Linked DNA regions of Homo sapiens: region 2 is linked to region 1. The links are chromatin loops, found by intact Hi-C in ENCODE. Cell type or tissue: Caco-2. All regions are shown on one strand. Each heading gives the region's core, and the rest is flanking DNA. Links, peaks and the distances in the headings are about the cores only. Region 1 overlaps STON1-GTF2A1L (STON1-GTF2A1L readthrough). Region 2 overlaps STON1-GTF2A1L (STON1-GTF2A1L readthrough).

Evidence for each region. Peaks named below come from ENCODE experiments on the same cell type or tissue, not always from the same donor. Only the 100,000 strongest peaks of a DNase experiment are listed, where the experiment ranks them.
Region 2: a loop joins it to region 1, with 19 times the contacts of the local background. A loop is called at or near these places in 3 of 110 quality-filtered maps.

What each region holds. Positions count from the first base shown.
Region 1 is chr2:48,723,961-48,729,344 of GRCh38, reverse strand. The region is part of intron 10 of STON1-GTF2A1L (STON1-GTF2A1L readthrough); the gene reads right to left. LHCGR (luteinizing hormone/choriogonadotropin receptor) reads left to right here. Exons shown (of 11, transcript NM_000233.4): 3 at 118-192; 4 at 3,595-3,669. Among named protein-coding and RNA genes, the nearest start is that of LHCGR, 29 kb to the left of the region's middle. In Caco-2, for the core only: no CTCF peak of the experiment used is centred there; a DNase peak (open chromatin) is centred at 3,444.
Region 2 is chr2:48,620,616-48,625,999 of GRCh38, reverse strand. STON1-GTF2A1L (STON1-GTF2A1L readthrough) reads right to left here. Exons shown (of 11, transcript NM_001198593.2): 4 at 5,048-5,149; 5 at 4,710-4,833. It overlaps GTF2A1L (general transcription factor IIA subunit 1 like), which reads right to left. Exons shown (of 9, transcript NM_006872.5): 2 at 5,048-5,149; 3 at 4,710-4,833. Among named protein-coding and RNA genes, the nearest start is that of GTF2A1L, 5.5 kb to the right of the region's middle. In Caco-2, for the core only: a CTCF peak has its summit at 3,078 (motif pointing left); no DNase peak of the experiment used is centred there.

The sequences.
Region 1 (5,384 bases), core at 375-5,374:
TTCAGGGGGACACAGTGGTGTCCCCAGTTGTTGGGTCACACACATAGCTCATAATCATGCAGACACGGTCATTTCTTTCATGTTTCTTTCTCTTTTTCCCCCTCCTCTCTTCCCTAGTGAAATCTCTCAGATTGATTCCCTGGAAAGGATAGAAGCTAATGCCTTTGACAACCTCCTCAATTTGTCTGAAATGTAAGCATCAGCTAACAGACAGTTTACTGCTGTACACTATTACCCTCACTGGCTGGAGCCCACTTGGTATTTGTATTCAAGCATCCACTGCTAGGAATCCAAAAGGAAAAGACTACAGCAATTACTAGGTCTGGGCAGGCACTAATTTTTCTCACTGCAGTGGCCTGTAGGTTGCTATGGTGACAACTGCTTCTCCCTGGGAGCTGTATAAACTCTGAAACATCACAACACAAAGATAGAAATTAAAATTGACATTATGAACTCCTGCCAAGTAGCTCTTGCCTATGGAGGGTATGGAGTACTTGGGATAGTGGGAAAATTTGGAAAAGAGCTTAGAGATCATAAATTGGTTCATTGGGGGCTGTTTTGGCACATTCACTCATTCAGTGAATGTTTCTTGAATACCTACAGTGTAAAAGCTGTGTGATAGGCATGTGTGTGTTGGGTTTGTTGGGTTTTGTTGTTGTTATTGTGATGTTTTGGAATTAACTCTTAGAAACAACCCTTGCCAAAGTATCATTTCCCCAAAAAATCACAAAAAGGATAGGAAAAGACTGGTTCAATTCAGTTTTCAAGTGATGAATCTGTGGCCTGAAGAGGTTAACCTATTTGCCTGACATCACACCGCAAGTTAGTGCCAGAGCTGAAATTAGAAATCAATGCATGTGACTTCTACACCAGGCCCCCTACTGCTGCTTTTACTCAGGCGCAAACCTGAGTTTCCAGAAGAGCACTCAAACTTTACCTACTTTGGAGTTTCAAAAGTTAGGGAAGGGGAAAAGTATTAGCATCAAACATTTTTTGAGCTCTGTGCTTGGCATTTCTTCTATGTTGTGTCATTTAATCCTCACAGCTACCATGCAGAGTGGGGGTAATTATCCCTTTCGTCCAGGGGAAGGAATGGAGGCTTGGAAAGGCACAGAAACTTGACCGATGTGACACTTCAGACCAGGGGTATCCAATCTTTTGGCTTCCCTAGGCCACACTGGAAAAAGAATTGTCTTGGGTCACACATAAAATACACTTACACTAACAATAGCTGATGAGTTTAAAAAAAAAAAAAAACTCATAATGTTTTAAGAAAGTTTACAAACTTCTATTGGGTCGCATTCAAAGCCATCCTGGGCCACATGTGGCATGCAGACTGTGGGTTGGACAAGCTTGCTTTAGACCATGGCAGGACTGGGGTTCAATCCCAGACTGTCTTTCTTCAAAGCTCCAGATTTTCCACTATACCACAGGGTCCCCCTATAAATGACCCAATGAATAATTACCTGAAGAGAATAATTAATTGGTAAGTACGTGAGCAACTACCATGTGTCCAATACAGGGCCAAATGCTGTTGGAATACAGAAGAGATAAAATATAAATGTCCACCATGAGATGACAGTGTAGCCAGGGAAGTGAGACTACTCACCAATTACAGAGAAATCCAAAATAATGAGTAAGTGCAAAAGACATAGTCTGGACTTAGCTGAGAAGCAGAATCACACATTGGGCTCATTACAATTACAGACGACAGTCCTATCCCAGACCTGGAAAGCTGCAGTTTTAACAGACTTCCCAGGTAATGCTAAAACACAGCTTATATTGAGAACCACCAGGGCAGCTAATGATAAATAAAGCTTCCCGTGATGCAAAGCAACATTCATCAACAGAAAGAAACATAAAGCACTCTCAGGGAAAGTTTATGGATTCCCAAAGAAGGTCCTAAGACTAGCATGCTAGCTCCATGAAGGCTTTTTTTGCTTTGTTCACAGCTGTATTCCCAGCACATAGAACGATGCTTGCCACATGTAGGTGCCCAATAAATGTTTGTTAAATGAATGAATGACTGGGCTAAGGTCAGGCCCCAAAATTCTTTTATTAAATTTCTTTTAATCTTTTTTTTTTTATACAGGGTCTCACTGTGTTGCCCAGACCGACCTCAAATTCCTGGGCTCAAGTGATCCTCCCACCTCCTTGCCAAGTAGATGGGACTACAGATGCACGCCACCACACCCAGCCCAAAAGACCTTTAGAGATAAAAGTCCCTTCCATCCCACCCACATAAGGCTCTATATGGCCTATGATTGTTTGACTCAGTTGTTGTAGAAATAATTACAACAAAATATCACTCACATCTGAAGAATCAAAAGGGCTGAGAAGATGGAAACAGGCACAAGTGGTGGGTAACTGTAGTGTGGTGGAACAAGCACTAAACTGAGGGTCAGAAAAACTGGGTCACATCCAAGTTCTGCTACTTCTCAGCTGTGTGACCGAAGACAAATCATTCAACTTCCTAATTTCAGCAACTATTATAACTATTGTTAACACTGGTTGAGGCCTTACTGTGAACCAGACACATATATTTATTCCTCAAAAACAACACTATAAGGAAACCAAGACACAGAGAACTTAAAGTGATATATCTAAGGTCATACGATTAGTAAAATCAGAATGAAAAACCAAGTTGACTCCAGAGCCCATGCTCCTAACCAATATACTACATTCTCTCTATAGAACAAGGTAATTATTATTTCCTCAGGTGGCTGTCACCTGGATTAAGAAACCCAAAGGCATTTACTGGCCTTTTATTTAATACAAAGTAGACAGGACTTAGCAATGGTGACTACTTTTTGTAGAGTCACAGTAATTAGGGGAATGAGGGAGTTGGGCGGGGAGGGCAATAACATCACAGTGGTGTATGGCTGTACTTTTATACTTTGCCAAACCCTGCCTCATATTATCTCTACCTGTTCTATTACTTAAAACCTACTAACCTGTGAGGCAGGAAGACTATGTAATATTATTATACAAATTTTACAGAAGAGACACTAGCTCAGGGAAGTTAGGAGGCTGGACATCATGACACAGCAAATTATCTTCAGCATGAGTATAAAATCCCCCAAATTCAAGCCTCTGGCTTTTGCCCTGTGCCATTCCACAGACTGGTGCCCCTCGGTATAACTGCTCATGTGATTGCCGGCCAATATGAAGAGGACGAGTTTGCTTACAAGGGAGAGTAGGTAATTTGCTCATCTCTCCTGAGAGGAGTCTCTCATCACCCTCAGTGTACAGGGTCCACAGTGGGGCAGAATCTGCTTGGCCAGGAGCCCTGGATGTCGGTGCTGTCTGTGGTGGGGGAGAGGGGTGGGAGGGTGCAGAGACAGACTCCCTGCTCTGATCCTTATACCCACCTCTTTAGAAGCTTGAGAGCAGTGCTTCCTGGAAATAGGGAACTGGCTCTCACCAAGCCATTTCCATCCCCAGAGTCGCTAGGGGTCCTCCCAAGCATATGAAGGTCGCCTGCTTTTGCTGATGCCATTTTCAGCCAGCAACTTCTGGTGACCATGATCTCACACATTTCAAACAATACACATCTATTAAACAGCAGCTTTTTTTTTCCCTCTCTCTTTACAGACTGATCCAGAACACCAAAAATCTGAGATACATTGAGCCCGGAGCATTTATAAATCTTCCCCGATTAAAATACTTGTGAGAAATTTTCCTTTTTAAGCAATTGGGGAGGGGAAGATGGGCATCTGATGAAAATCAAAACAAGGAAAAGGTTGGAAAGATTTTGTTTAACCATATACATGGCACTATTTGCATGTTCCTCTTCAGCCTTCTGATTTAAATTTAATTGTCATTTCTTGTCAGCCACCGAGCTGGGTGCTTTTACATACATGTAAGTGGTTCCCAACATTTTATCAGTCCTAAACACCTGGGAAGAACGTCACCCCTCTGTAGTGATTTTCAAGGTTGACAATGGGTATGGGAGATGGAGGTCATAACACTTTAAAAAGGGTAAATCAGAATCTCTGAAGTGAATAGAGAGTAGGTGAAAGTGAGAGTGGCAATTCTGGTCTGACTCTCATCACGGGTTAAGAGTTTCTGATCTCCTTTATCTCATTTTTTTCATTTGTTCATTAAATGAAAACTTTTTAAGTATTGCCTTAAGGTAGACACTGTGCCATATAAACTAAATCATTATTTTCCACTTCCCATTAATTCTAACTAAGTCTGTCAGTTAGCATTAGAAATTGAGTACCACTGTAGCCTGCCACAATCATTGCCTTGTCAGCAATACCAAAATTCCTGAAAACTATGAATTTATCACTATGGATCTTTTCACATATCAAGTCATCCCTATTCACAAAGAAAAATTTGCGTCTCCCTAAAACAGACATCCCTCTTTTTTCTTTAAATTTCATAAACTCCTCAGAGAATGTAAAGCCCACCTCCCATCACTGCCCAAAAAAAGGAAAACAGAGAGAAGGGACATCTCTCTGGTACTTCACGTCATCAGTCTTGCTCTGGGGCCTTCTATAAGAGCTGCTACTGGAACTGGCATAGCTCCTTTGTTAACTCTAACACTGAACAATTCCAAACTCAGGTGTTCTGTTTTTCCAAACCTCCAGGGTGTCTATAGGGCACATAAGCATACGGTAGCATCAACTACTTTGAAAAAACATAAGAAACTCCCAGAACCAAATTTGACCACTGCAGCCTCTTATTATCTAAGAATCATTGTCTTTATTAAATAGTATTTTCATCCAAAACTGTGATATTCACCCAACCCAAGTACACGTTGCAGTCTAATCCCACACTGCTATCCCCAGCTGTAGACAGAGCAGAGATCCAGTGTGACCTGGGCTTTTGGATAAGAAGGAGAACCAGAGAGAGCCAGAAGAGAAACCTGGCTTTGTTTCATTGTCACGAGGGTGACAGACAGTTCATATTAGTTGTCCAGATCCCATGACTGGTGAATCTAAAACTCCAGTGGGGAAATCCAGATGCCTAGACTCTGAGGGAGCCCCATTCTTGTAATAAAATACTCTTCAATTTCACCTATCACTTAAGCCTCTCTCCTCTTCAGAGGCTAAATAAAAGGTGGGAAGAAAAGAAGAGCCTTGAATAGTCCCAAACACCAAAACAATGTTTAGTGATTTCAATGAGATGCAAAGAAGAACTTCCTGAATTGCAAGATAGCTAAATAAGGGAAGATTTTTAATAATGAGCAATATGGATTTATCATAAAAGATTAATTTTCTTGAAGTATTTGAATCAAAACCTGCTCCAAAATTTAAGGATGCTTTCTCGAACTATCAAGAGCTTGTAATAAACTAATTACCAAAAGAAAGTGGAATGCAATACGGGAAAATGTGATTGATTTAATAAGAAAAGACAGGCTACAAATATAAATGAAA
Region 2 (5,384 bases), core at 281-5,280, 100 kb after region 1:
CTTAAACCATAAAACTCCAAGACAAAAACACAGAGGAAAACCTGTTTGACAATGGCCTTGGCAATGATTTTTTGGATATCACACCAAAAGCTCGGGCTACAAAAGCGAAAATAAATAAGCCAGGCACAGTCGCTCACATCTGTAATCCCAGCACTTTGGGAGGCCGAGGCAGGAGGATTGCTTCATTCCAAGAGTTCAAGACCAGCCTGGACGACACAGCAAAACCTGGTCTCTACAAAAAATGTGAAAATTAGCCAGGCATGATAGAGTATGCCTGTAGTCCCAGTTACTCATGAAGTCGAGGTGAGAGGATCAATTGACCCTGGAAAGTCAAGGCTACAGTGACCTATGATTGCTCCACTGTACTCCAGCATGGATGACAGAGCAAGACCCTCCCTCAAAAAAATAAAATAAAATAAAATAAATACAGACATCAAATTAAAAAGCTCCTGCACAGCAAAGAAAACAAATAACAAAATAAAACAGCAGCCAACAGATACGGAGAAAATATTTGCAAACCATATATCTGATAAAGGGCTTAATATCCAAAATATATTAAAAGATTTACACAACTCAATAACAGAAAAACAAATAACCTTTTCAAAAATTGGCAAAGGACTTGAATAGATCTTTTTCCAAAGACAACATAAAAACAGCTAACAGGTATACAAAAAGGTGCTCAACATCACTATTCATCAGAGGAATATAAGTCAAAACTGCATTAAGATATCAACTCACACCTGTTAGGATGGCTATTACCAAAAAGAAAAGAGACGACAAGTGTTGGTGAGAGTACAGAGGAAAGGAAACCCCTGTACTCTGTTGGTGGGAATGCAGAATGGTCAGCCATTGTATAAAACTGTGCAGAGATTCCTAAATAAATTAAAAATAGAATTACCACGTGATTCAGCAATCCTTCTTATGGATATATACCCAAAGGAAATTAAACTACTACCTCATAAAAATATCTACACTTCCAAGTTCATTGCAATATTACTCACGATAGCCAAGATTTGTAAACAACCGAAGTGTCTGCAAATGGACAAATGGATAAAGAAATTGTGGTATGTCTGTATACACACACACACAGAGGAATATGATTCAGCTTTTTAAAAGAGGGAGAGTCTGCCATTTGTCACAACATAGATGAAACTGAAGGACATTATACTAAGTGAAATAAGCCAGACACAAAAAGAAAAGTATTGCATGATCTCATTTATATGTTAAAAAAAAAAAACCACAAATACAGACATAGAGAATAAAATAGCAGTTACCAGAGGCAGGAAGGGAGAAAATAAGAAGATGTAGGTGAAAGGATCCAAAGTCACAGATACATAGGATCAATAAGTCTAAATATCTAATAGATAACATGAGGGCTATACTTAATAATGTTGTGCTGCACTTGGGATTTTTGCTAAAAGAGAAGACTTAAGGCATACTAAAAGTACCTAAAATGAGCACCTATGTGAGATGACAGATATGTTAATTTGCTAGACTATACCAACCTCTTCACTATCTATCTATCTATCTATCTATCTATATCAAAGCACTATGGTGAACACCTTACATACAATAAAATGTAAATAAATAGAAATAGATAAGAATCCAGCTCATTTCTGCAAACCTCATTAAGCCGACATTAATTGATGACACTCTTCTTACTAAATATTTTTGTTCTCGAAGAATTATTACTCATAAATATATGCTATTATGTTAACATGTAATTAAATTTTTAAATAAACCAATATTTTTTAAATTTTTGTTTTAATTTCCAACATAGTAAATAGATACTTACAACCCACATTTTAAAAGCTATTTGGGGTCCTTAATTTTTATGAGCTTAAAGGGGTCCTGAGACCAAACAAAGTAGAGAACTGAAGATACAGGAAATTACTACACAAATAAAAAACGAAGAACATATGATAGAGCAAACAAGTTTCTGGGTTTAGATTCAGGGGGTATGTGTACAGGTTTGCTACGTGGGTATATCACATGATGCTGAGGTTTAAGCTTCTATTGATCCTGTCACCCAAATAGTGAACATAGTACCTGACGGGTAGTTTTTCAACCCTTGCCCCCTTCTCTCCTTCTCTCCTTTTGGAGTACCCAGTGTTCGCACCTTTCTGTCTGTATGTACCCAATGTTTAACTCCCATTTATAAGTGAGAACATGCAATATATGGTTTTCTGTTCCTGTGTTAATTCACTTAGGATAATGGCCCCAGCAACACCCATGTTGCTGCAAAGGACATTTCTTTCTCTCTTTTTTAAGGTTGCATAGTATTCCATGGTATATATGTACCACATTTTCTTTATCCAATCCACCATGTATGGGTTGAGTTGATTCCATGTCTTTGCTAATGTGAGTAGTACTGCAATAAACATACAAGTGTGGGTGTCTTTTTGTTAGAACAACTTATTTTCTTTCGGGTAAATGCCTAGTAATAGAACTGATGAGTTGAATTGTAGCTCTAAGTTGAGAAATCTGCAAACTGCTTTCCAGTGGCTGAACAAATTTACATTCCCACCAACAGTGCATAAGTGGTCCCTTTTTTCTGCAGCTTCACCAACATCTGTTTTTCAGTTTTTTAATAATAGCCATTCTGACTAGTGTGAGACGGTATCTCATTGTGATTTTGACTGAGCAAACAAGTTTTAAGATGGTACAGACAAAGGCAAATGACTTATTGAATTGTAGATTTAATTTGAACTTGCTATCAAAAGAGATAAAAAAATTCTAGAAGTTTAAGTTATTTTAATCAGGCTTTTAAAAGCATACCATGAGAAGATATAATTAAGAAGTACTTCAATTTTATGAGACTATTTATTTCAAGAATCTTACTGTTTGGTACCTAAAGATGAAGAGAGACAGGAACAAGCCTATAAAGCACTTTTAAGGGATACATGTAATTCCTCTGAAACCTCTTCATTATAAATGATGTAGAAGAGAATAAGGAGAAAAACTATTTAAAATGTAATTATTTCTATTATTCTAACTGCTAAGATACAGAATAAGGAGCTGAGTAAAAACAAACTTGATACACTAGTTGCAAGACTTTTGTTATTTAAATCACTGGTAATATTACCATCTTGCGGCAAAATCTAGTATTGCAATTTTGAATGACAGAATCTTAGAAGTGTTCACCATGCTTTTTTTTTTTTTTTTTAAGATGGAGTCTCACTGTGTCGCCCAGGCTGGAATGCAGTGGCGCGATCTCAGCTCACTACAACCTCTGCCTCCCAAGTTCAAGTGATTATCCTGCCTCAGCCTCCCAAGTAGCTAGGATTACAGGCATGAGCCACCACGCCTGGCTAATTTTTGTGCTTTTGTTTTTGTTTTTAAGTAGAGACAGGGTTTCGCCATGTTGGCCAGGCTGGTCTAGAACTCCTGACCTCAGGTGATCCACCCACCTCGGCCTCTTCTGATAAAAGACAGTCAAGTATTTTCCTCTTCCATACCCACCACACCCTCATGCCAACCATAAGTTAAAAAAACATCTTTAGCATTCTGTAATAAATAAAACAGTGATTAACAAAACTCCAAAGGAATGTTATTTAAACAGAGAAGGAGATGTCCCAATGAAATAGTAGTTTAAAATTAAAGCATAGCCAAAAACCCAACTGATGAAAAATGTTTCAATGTGTCAACAATTAAAACTGCCAAGACTAATTCTTACAGAGCAAAATTATACTTTATTAACACAGTATTCGATAAAACTTGTATTTGCTAATTCAACATTCATTGTTAATTTATTCATTTTTATATGTTAGAATTGCTGCCACATGTAAATTCTCCCACTTTGTAATAGAAGAAGTACAAGCATCCTTACAATGTTCTCTTCACCTTGGCCCATGTAATTTTCATGTGAATTTTCCCAAGCATGCAAAGAACTATCTGCTTATTACTGATAATCCAATCCAAAATCTACCCTCACTTCTTGCAGACTACTCTGCTGAATTTCAGCTAAACCCAATAAAACTTGTTTGTATGCGAGTATACATTTATATATACACATATGAGTAACATAAAGATTATAAGAATCAGAAGAAAAAGAAAGGAATCAAGCATACAAGGATAGAAAACTCTTAAGTTTTATCTTTTATTAGCTAGTCCCTTCCAGTTTAAATTGATACGCATAATGTGGACAAACATTTCCCTTAAAAGCAGAAGTCTAGATTTGCTAAGTCCAAGAATAAAGATAAATGCACATGATCAATTTCTAGCCATTATTTTATATATCCAAAACAGTGAGGTAGCCTGAATAATCTCCATATTCTGAACTCTCCATTTTGCTCCCAATATATCAGATTTATAATATACACAAAAAATAAGAGAAAGAGAACACACAAACTTGCAAGCACTCACCTTTCCCTCTGCCACTTCTAATCCTTGACTAGACCCAGTCAAATTATCTGAAATTACCAATGGGTGCTCCCAACAGCTGACAAACTATGTGACTTTCCTCTAAAGAAAGGCTTTATCATCTTTGTAAAATTTAATATTTAAAATAAAAACTAGTTCGAATAACCTGAGTTTTTAATCAATAATTACATGGGGCAATGATTTATACTGTGTTCATTTAATAGAAATGATTTAGGTGTCCAAGCCTTCTCACCCTAAGAACATTACCCTGTCTAACTGAAAAACATTCCCAAATGAGAATTTGTTCTGAAGATACTAACAGTACTCATTTACTAATGGTATCCAACCTGTTGACGATTGCAATGTTTGGTGCAAGCTGTGCGGCAACTGAAGAGTAAACAGAGGTGATTGGATGCTATTTCTGAAGAAGTCTTCTGTTGCTTTAGACTGCAAAACCTTGGTTTCCCAGAGCTGCAGAGGGGAAAAAAAAAGTTTACTTTAAAAAAATATATACACATATAATGATACTTCTCTTTTTTTCAGTTTCTTAAAAACTAACGTCATCCTGATGGCACAATGAATGGGTAAGTACTAAACTATAATTTGAGAGATCAGAACTATATCAGTTTTGTATGCTGAAAAAAACAACAAAAGACAGGAAGAAAAAGTTGTATCGGCTACAAACCTGCTTCAAGTCTTTTAAAACTTGTTCCTCTATACCTTCTTCAGCAAATAGATTCCGAACTCCTTCAATTACATCTTCAATTACAGATCTGTAGAGTTTAGGCTACATAAAAGCAATTGTTAAAGTTTCATTTTATTTATTTATTTATTTATTTATTTATTTATTTATTTATTCTTGAGATGGAGTCATGCTCTGTTGCCCAGGCTGGAGTGCGGTGGCACGAACTCAGTTCACTGCAATTTCCACGTCCCAGGTTCAAGCAATTCTCCTGCCTCAGCCTCCTGAGTAGGTGCGATTACAGGTGCATGCCACCATGCCCCGCTAATTTTTGTATTTT